Regions from separate parts of the Homo sapiens genome. Here region 1 is linked to region 2. Evidence: chromatin contacts called from ENCODE Hi-C data. All regions are on one chromosome and are shown on one strand. The core of a region is the stretch at or near the end of the contact, and the rest is flanking DNA. Distances in the headings are between cores, read along the strand shown.

Region 1 (4,925 bases), core at 280-2,779, 1.9 Mb after region 2:
GTGGGTGCATGCGCTCATGTGCGTGCATGTGTACATGTGCACACGAGGCTACATTGGGGACCTCATGCAGTAAGTTACAATGATGGAGCATGACAGTCAGAATAGCACACACTATTAGCTGGACCTCAACTCTATTACAGTGCTATGTTTGGTGACATAGAATCAAGAGACTCAAGGATACAAGGTCAAAGGTAGCAAAACATTACATTAATCTGTTCTCTTCACAGATACCAGTGTATCTCCATGTAAAATACAGCATTTGCTGCTTAATTATGAGAAACAAATGCCTAAGGATATTATTTAACAACAACAACAAAAGAACACAAAATAGTTGTCTCTTAGCTAAAGATTTGTAGATAGCTTTTCCCTAGCTCTTATTGTTTTTCTCTTTTTATGACCTCTACAGTTATTACTGGAATTGCTCATGATACTATAAATTGACTTAGTGGCATTGTATTCATTCATCCCTTGCTTCCTAAGTGCCCACATGAAAATGACATGAAAATAATCAATCTAAAATGAAATTAATAAATATCCTACCTAGGCACGCCTTATATATCACAGATGGACTAGATGACATAATATGCAGAAGCTATTTTCAATTGGTGAGGAGACAGAAAATTGACATCAATTTTCATAACGAACATTGAAAGAAATACAAAATTTAATTGCTGAATATCACTTCAAAGTAAATGATCAAATTTCAAGAGAGTGGGTTTTATTGTGGGATTGTCACACTAACTTCACGTTCTAAAAAGAGAAAAAGAAATTGGTAAAATAACTATCATATTCAGCCACACTACTTAACAAAGATCTTTTTTACTAAATGTGCCACCGATTAATATGCCTAGTAGCAGAATCTGCTAAGTGATCAAATAGTTATTAGGGATATGTATAAATGATATAAAGCTACCATACTTGTAAGGCATAATTAGCTATCACCCACGTTTCTTAATCACACAATTCATAAAATTGTAAAAACTTATTTTTAATATTTTAAATTTTGGATGATTATGAGCTCTAACTTCTGTCTCAACAGACTAGGGAAAGGTATGATATATATTCATATACTAGTATAATAGATGAATTTTGCTTTAAAAGGTGCTCCTGGATCTTTGTACATTCCCTACTGCTATATTCTCACATTCTCTATATGTTCTGTACACACCCCATCAGTAGTTCTAGGAGAACTAATTCAGAAAGTCTACCATTTTGAAATGCTAGAATGAATGTATCCTAAATAGTTCAGCTGGTACTGTACAGTTATTCTATCTGGTACAAATAGGCTTTAGCTAAAGGCACCTAAAATAAATAAATAAATAAAATAATAAAAGAAGAATCAAATCCCTCTGAAATTCTTTCACATGGTCACTGCCTTTAACCTCCCTGCCTCAGTACAAAGTTACTCTGTGTCCTTCACTTCTCTGGTTACGATAGAGCTATTTTCTGAGGAGCGATTCATAACAAAGAATTTTCGTTTGTGAGAGCTGTGCCTAGACTGACGCCATGGGCCTTTCCCCACCCCAAGAGCCTTTTGTTTTGTGCCAAAAGAATTGCTCCATTCATTATCCCCACAGATGCTTGGCCTGAAGGCAGAGAAAGTCAGTAAAAACAACAAGAAGCTGAGTTCTCCACCAGCCTAGGCTATCATTATCTACACAAGAGATGATGAGTTTGTAATGAAGTTGACGAGGCTTATTCAGACACTCGCAGATTGGCAAGAGGATAAAAAGTGTCTTCAATTTTCGTGTTGTCTGATGTTGAAGTTAGCTGTCATCCGGCACTAGATTAGTCACACTTTGAGGCAGGGCTTTGGAGAAGGGGTCAGAACAAAGCTACTGTACTATGGTATTTCACAGTCTGAGGAACAGAAGCATAATAAATGTGCTCTGTAATTTAAATCAAGGCGCTGCTGTGGGAAATCGCTGCCTTTTTCACTGGAGGTATTAGTGCTGGGCACTGTGCTTCTTGACATCGCATAACATATAAGAAGTCTGCACAACTTTGCTCTTATAATTGGAATGAATGCAGTGATTATATTGGATGAGGCTCTTCTGAATTCAGCAAAATAAAGACTCACTCGTCACAGAGGATACATTAGATTATGTGTGTTTTATGCTTTTTTAATTCAATTGAAAAATTGGCTAAACATGAATGAAATTCTAATTGGAAACATTTCACACTTTGGCAATATAGATGGTATTTGATAAGTGTTACTGTTTTCCATTCAGTAGGGAATTCTTAGAGCTGAATAAAAAAATTCTTTAAGTAGGACCACAAATTAACCATTTACCACAATCAAATCGGTGGGGTTATAGAAAAAAAATTCCCCTTAAAATCCTAACAAAGCAAACTTTTGAGGAAGGTAATGTTACACACTTTTGGAGGAAGGGGCAATGCCAAGATTTAAAGATAGCCCTTTAATTTACAAGTTAATTTTAAACATTTATTAAAATTTTTTCCAAGATGTGGAAACAGTGTTTCAATTTTAATTTTAAAATGTCAGAGCTTCAAATAGATGTGACTGATCAAAATACTTTAAAAAAACCGAACGAGAAATGTTCTATAAAATGTTTAAATAGAGCATACTCTTACCTTTCAAATATTTAAAAGCTTGAAATGGAAAGCTTTGTCTAGAGGCACTCAGTATTGGGCGAGCTGAGTGTTTCACATTACTTATTGTTCCGTTCTCAGATATAATTCAGACTTAACTTTGCCTGTGGTCTTCCACTGTAAAATATGAAACTCATGAGCTAGCTCATTGTCTATGAATGTTTCCCACTCCCCCACACTCCGTGTTCCAGTTGGTTGGGTCACAGAAGTGATTTCACTTGCTGGCTCTCAGAGTGTTCAGCCATGTATGCAGGGGTTAGTTTGCCAGCCAATGGTCCATGAAGGATGTGGGTGGAGAGGAGGAAGAGAGAAACAGTTACATTTTTTTGTAATGGGAACTTCTAGATCTAACAACTGTCACTAAAGGCTGCTACCGTTGTTGCTTACTGTTCACTTTCTGATCTATTAAGATCACCTTGACTCAGCAGATCTGTAGCCCAATGGAAGAAAGAAAATAAAGACATTGGCGGAGGCTTTGTTCAAGATCCCTAGTCTTGATGCTGATTATCGATCAGGTGATTAAGGCAGATGAAGAGGTTTTTTGAAAGCCGAAGCCTCTGTTTGTGTCTGTCTAGTGTGCCCCGAAAGGGGTTGGGAAATCAATACCCTCAATCACGGCAGAGAGCATTTCTCTGTCAGTCACATGCACTGAAGTGATTAGAATTGAGTCATAAGGCAATGAATAACTGGCACTGGCTTCCTGCTCCTCTTTTTCACCTCATAGAAAGCCTAATGAACTCTCTAGGTTGAGGGGACAGGCTTACGACTCGTGTAGCACTATTAACATACCATCAGATAACAGCAAACCCCTAGGTTAAAGTCGGAATTAGAGATATTAATTTCAATCTATTGAAAGACTGATGCCAGGGAATGCTTCAACCTACCAGGCAAATATAAAAGGGTAGCTGAGTGGCTAACAGTGCAATCTCTTTTCTCTAATATTAAGACTTAAATACACTTCTATATTTAATAAGATGGTCAGAAAGAACAGGGATAAATAATTTAGCAAATGACTTTACAATAAAATATAACACTCCTCCCACATCTCAAATGTGCTGATAATTCTTCCCAAATTCTCCAAATTGAAATATTTTTAAATGTTAATTTTTTTGTTCACAAACAGGAATAATTTGTTCTATCATTTAAAATAAGCATGCTGTTGTGTTTCTGGGCTCACAGTGGCTTCTGGCAAGTATATGCCCTACTCCTAGCCTTGGGGGAAAAAAGCACCCATACTATTATCCAAAATCTATAAAATGTGGGGTAAAGAATGTCCCATTTCTCAGACTGAAACTGCTGAGGAATACTGGATGTTACAAGTGATCTCTTGAGCAAAACTTCGTGAAACAATGTATATATAATCCATGATAAGAGGCAATCAAACACTAACAACCCTTTACAAAATAGATTTTTGTCTGACAACAGATATGAATGTAGGTTCCAGAGAAAAACAGCACAACATAATTCAAAAAGCAAGGCAAAATCAACAACAAAAACTTAAGTAAATCAGCTGCTGTACTAATTAATCAGCTTATGTAACCTTACTTCTGCATTTTGTTATCCTATTGGCACCTTGAGTTTGCGAGTGGTGCCTGTGAGCTTAGTATCTAGAAGCCCTGCAGTAGTAAAAGTATCCTTCGTATTGCTACTAGCTACTGTTATTTATGTGCCTCTGTGGCAGTCTTTGTTATTTATCAGAGACTTTTTTTTTCCGTGTAATCATGATGTAACTTTCATTTCCAAATCCATTGACCTACCAGGCAGCCTCCACTCTGCCAATTCTCTTGTCAGGAATGCAACGTTCAGGCTGGTCTATGGGCTGCTCCCTCATCCATTCTTCTTGATAGTGCATTTGCCTTAAAGTTGGACTTCCCTGAATTGACTTCAAGGCTCACAACAGGAAGAGTTTAAAAGGACTTATGCAGGTTTTTTTTTCCAGTCTCATACTTTCATAAACTTATATGATTAGAGCGGAATAAAATAAGTGATCTGGTCCAACCAATTGCCTATAATCACAAATCACCTATGTTATCACAAACTGATTATGTTCTGACAAACTGTGAAGAAGCCTTGGGGGAAGAGATTATACACCCCCCTCAGTGATATTTTCCAGTCTTTAGTTGGGAAGCTTTTACATACAAAGAAAAATAATTTTCCTCGTATTTCATTTTCTGCAAAGATAAGGCAATATGGTAGAGGACAAGTAGCACTTGAACTATAGGAACATGACCAAAGTTCTCACTTTGGGAGGCTGAGGCAGGTGGATCACATGAGGTCAGGAGTTCAAGACCAGCCTGGCCAACTTGGTGAAA
Region 2 (4,645 bases), core at 797-3,296:
GTGCCTGGAACATAATGTAAGCCTGTAAGCCCTATATTTATCAATTGTATGACTAGCACATTCTTCTCCCACAAGGCTTTGCATGTATGGTTTACACAAAGAGTTGCTTTATGAAAATAGTTATATTTTAACAGTCCACAAGAGTCAAGCTTAAGTGGACTGTCATTTAATGGTATAAAATAGTAGCAACCACTGGTTTCTTCAAATTTCATTAGCAGTAGGTCAACCCATTCAGTTATTTAACCTTTGGCACATTTGCCCTGGCCTTGAATTGCACAGCAAGCATGGTTTTCATAGCTCTACAATCTAATTCTGAACTGTCATCCTAAAATCTAGATAAGACTCCTTGAGTATGCAAGCACTGACTATACATTCCTCAGTTGACTAAATCTTCCAGAGAGAATGCTTTAACTGGCTGACTAATTTATAGTGTGTAATGCTGAAATGAAAGCAAGTGTTTAAAAGGAAAGTAAGGCCAGGGGAGACTGAAACTAGTAGTTCTCACTTGCTTGCATCCTACAGTGAGTATTCCATTATGTGAGTGTTTTATACATTTAGGCAAGCTAAAAAGACATGAAAGTCCTTAAATAAAAGAATCCACCAAAACATCACTGATTCCAGACCCTTCTTAAATATTATCGTGTATACCAGCTTTATTATTTAGCTCTGCAATACTGCTAAATTGGTCAATTACTTCCCTGCCTCCCCACCCTCCAACTGAATTCTCACCACCCTTGAGGGAAAACAGTCTGGGTTCCCTGTGGAACATCATTTCTCAAAACTGTATTTTGGGGCTTGCTTTCTCATTTTTCCTTTCCATTTCAGATATCCTTACTGCTGTCTTTGGGCTCTTTAAACACTGCCTTTTTTCCTTTTTCGATCACACCCAAAAACTTTTCTCAAAAATTACATGTAAATTTAAAAATTTACAAATTAAATTTAAAATTGAAATTTTAAAAATCCCGACTCTCCCTAATTTCAGGAAGCATGCATTTATTATACATAACAAGACGTGAAAGCCGCAAGAGTTTCAGCCTAAACACTGAAGACCCCGCGAAGTGAATCCAGCTGCTGCTCTACAAGCAGCAACAACAACTGGGAAGCCTTCTCAGCTACACTTCGGGGCACTGGTCCAACCCCACGCAAAATCCCTCGTTTCCCTTAGCGTGGTAAGACGGAGCCTGACCTGAGCTCCAACTGTCCTATCTTTTTCAAATGTTTCAAACTTACTGCCTTTGTTCAGCAGAACCACGGGCACGGTGATGATGGTGACAAGCGCAGCAGCACCCAGCAGTCCCAGAAGAACCTTCCACGGTGTCTGCAAGCCGAGCAGATCAAGTCCAATTAGAGGGAAGCGTGTGGCCCCAGTTTCCGTAGGAGGGTCGGGGCTGCTCCAGAGGCAGCAGGATTTGCAGGTGGGAGTGCGTTAGAAGAGGGAGACCGCGGGCTGGGGGTGGGGGTGGCGTCTGGAGTGCGCCAGTTGGAGTTCTCTAAGGCGGGTGCCCTTGAACTTGTGCCTTCAGAGCACATTAGCGTTGGTTTCTCTACCCCTGCCCGGGTTCGGGCGTGCGTTCTGTGAGTGGCTCTCCGGGACATTCAAAGCTCGACGCCAGGGTCCTAGCAGAAGCCAGGGTCCGAAAGCTAAGCGAGAGCTCTGGGACGTCCCTTCACCTGTCAGAGGGTGGCCTTGGGGCTTCCGCCTAAGGGGAGTCCCTGGTCCGGTTTCGCCAGCTTTTGGGCCATTTGGGGAGTTTGGCGAAGAGGTCCCCACAGCTCGCCCCGGGGACGTACGTGGCGCGGCACTCACCTTCATCGTCGGCGTCTCCTCGGAAGTGAGCGTTCAGAGAAGGAGCGCAGGCAGAAGTCACCGCGGGCGGCGGAGACGCGCGTCCTGCACCGCTGCTCCGGGCGGTGGAGTCACTCGCCGCTGGCAAGTTTCGGCCCCGAGTTAAACATTAGTGAGCGCCGAGCCCGCTGGGTATAAAGGCGCCGCGGGCAGGCTGCAGGGCAGGCGGCGCGGGAGCAGGCGCGCGTGGCGCGGGGCACTGGCATCCCGGCCGGGGGGAGCCCGCGAGGGCCCCCTGAGGGCGGTGTAGGGCGCTGGGCGGCAGCCGGGGCGCAGAGTGCGGGGCCCGGAGGAGCCGTGGGGGAGGGGAAAGGGCGCGCGGCCTCGGATGCGCAGACCCTGGGCCGGCGACTCGGGGACCCTGCTCCCTCTTAGCTAAAAATGACGTCGGCGTTCAGCTCCTCCAACCTCACGTGGACAGGCGAGGGAACCGAGACCCAGAGAGGGCAGGGGACTTTGGCAAACTCACACAGCCCACCGCAGGCAACTGGAACTGAAACCCAGGACTCCGTCTCTTGCCAGTGAAAGTTATGTTAGGAAGCAGTGAGGGGTCTAAAGCAGTATGAAAGGCAAAGAGAAAAGGTGATTGTTCCCTCTTGAATGGCCCTTGGAAGCTGAGTATCTGGATTCACCCTCCCTAGGGAATTTCCCGATTGTCTTGCAGGCTTACACACTCATCAAGATGACAAAAATAATGACAGTAACACTTATGTGGAACTTGACTTTTTCCCAGGTGCTGCTCTAAGCATTTACTGTGTTTGTTTTACAGGAAGGAAGACTGTACACAGAGAATAAATAACTTGGCCAAGCCATTCAGCTAGGAAGTTGTAGATCCTAAATTAAGAGTTCAAGGTCTTAATGGCTACTCTATGCGGCCTCTCATAGTCTTTTCAAGGGTTTTGGAGAAGAATAAAAGATCAGGTATGGCTTCTCCCTCCCCCAGCTCTCTATTGTTCCCTAAAGGATTATTCATTCGTTCATTCATTCCTACATCCTCCCATTTATTCCAGTCATCCACAGATGTTTGAGTGGTTACAATGTGCCAGCCTCCCTTCTAGGTACTGGAGATAAAGTGGGACAAGAGAGGTGAGGTCTGGACCCTTGGCACTTTCACGATAAAATACACAGGTAAACATTTGCCTTTAGGGCCCCCTGTGATTACTTCCACTCTTGCAGATAAGAGGATAAGGCCTCTTCAGCTTGTTCACAGCAGCTGAAAAGCAAAGCCTCTCTGTCAGTAGAGGTAAAAGATTAAGAATGCAGAGTCCGATGGGGCATTACCACATGATTATGAATTAATGCAATTTTCCATCTTTTATTTCCAATCCAGGCATTGCTTTTGAACTCAGTCATCTTTTCCCCCTTGCCCACTAGTTGCTTGTGATACATCAGTATCCTCACTCACCCCCAACTCCAGAGGCTGAAACTAACTCTCCTCCTCCCTCTTCCAACTGCTGAGGAAGATGAGTCAATGGTGTTACTGGACCCTGTGAACTGATGCTGTGAAGAGAGGCCATTTAACACGGACTACGGGGAATGGTGCCACAGGGGGCTCAGTGCTGCCCTTCACTCTCAGCATTTTGCTCACTCAGCATTGGTAAGCCACATCAGCCTCGGTGAAGGAAGTCTGGAGAGTTAAGCCTGTGCTTCATCTCCATGCCAGCACCATGGCACTCATTGTACATTCAGCAAGCCCCAAGGAAGCTGGCAGGAGGCTGGCTGACATCTACGGGACAGGTCAATTTGTTCTCTGGAGGGCACTCCATGAGACGCAAATATCTTCACACCCTGTGCCCATTTCAAGAGACTCTCTCACATGCCTCCCCCACCTTGACCTCTGTGTCACCAGTCTTTCAATCTTGTTTTTTCCAAATCCTTAAGGTAGCAGCTGGCCAACACATTAGCCACCACTGATGAGTCAGTGTAGATCTTACATTGGGCCATCTCTTTTTTCTTGCAAAATAGAAAAGCAGATGTTCTGCTCAAAGTTCTGTTTGTCAGTAAGATTTCCCTTTCTGCTGTGTTTCAGGACATCCCTGGGAGGGACTCTGATGCAGCAGCCATCTACTTATTGCTAGTGCCAGCTTACTTTGCATAACATTGACTCCTTTCCCTCATCTGTTGCCTAGTTGTAGGAAACTCCTTGTGAAGCTATAGGTGTGCACTGAGGGAGAGACATTGAGTCAATGGGAGCAGGCATCATAGAGTCTAAGTTTTCTGCTAGTCTGAGTTTCTTGTGCCTTGTGGACCTGGTGGGCTTATCTCCTTTATCATATAGATACAATTTTCGCTTAATAATAGCATGCTCCTGCAAATGCCCAATTTTATCATGTGGTAGATTAGGCAACACTCAGTTTATTAGGGTAGCTAGGTTGTGCAGTTACTTGATGTTATGGATTGAATTGTGTCCCTCCAAAAGATATATTAGAATCCCAACCTTTAGGACTTCAGAGTGTGACATTATTTGAATATAGGGTCTTTACAGAGTTAATCAATTTTTTTGAATCTTATATAGCTTTTATTTCAGTGATCAAAAGAATGCAGTAAATGGAATCTACACTAATTAACATTAGGCATGCACCTCTACCTGAAACTGCTGTTAGCTTATGATTGGCCTAAATCTTTATAACTTATTTAGGCACATCATTGAATTTTTTGTACCCTGATATACAGGGTAAGTTAATTTCTTCCTTGTGGCAGTCTAGTAATAAGAATTATGTTCACTGGCTAGATTCCTTTAAAACTAAAGACCTCTAGACTCTCAGGCTGCCTACCTTACCTTGAGACTATACTTAATAT

What was found. Hi-C counts contacts between places; a loop is a spot of excess contacts on that map. Pooled maps may share reads with other maps.
Region 1: a pooled map shows a loop between it and region 2 (6-fold over the local background). The contact joins the enhancer-like site here to the promoter of DPP4 in region 2. A Hi-C loop is called at or near these places in 2 of 37 single-sample maps with no recorded cell type and 4 of 50 pooled maps.

The regions. Positions count from the first base shown.
Region 1 is chr2:164,012,687-164,017,611 of GRCh38, forward strand. No RefSeq gene overlaps it. Among named protein-coding and RNA genes, the nearest start is that of FIGN, 280 kb to the left of the region's middle. RefSeq lists enhancers at 2,852-2,901, 2,942-3,091. Within about 2 kb of position 1,530, at least 5 of the 41 ENCODE cell types and tissues checked have a DNase peak (open chromatin) inside an H3K27ac peak, as active enhancers do.
Region 2 is chr2:162,072,169-162,076,813 of GRCh38, forward strand. It overlaps DPP4 (dipeptidyl peptidase 4), which reads right to left and starts at 2,047. Exons shown (of 26, transcript NM_001935.4): 1 at 1,808-2,047; 2 at 1,231-1,318. The coding sequence starts at 1,813. It overlaps DPP4-DT (DPP4 divergent transcript), which reads left to right and starts at 2,689. Exons shown (of 3, transcript NR_147697.1): 1 at 2,689-2,767; 2 at 3,310-3,443. It also overlaps the pseudogene TIMM8AP1. RefSeq lists enhancers at 1,566-1,765, 2,200-2,897, a silencer at 1,916-2,175 and a promoter at 2,452-4,228.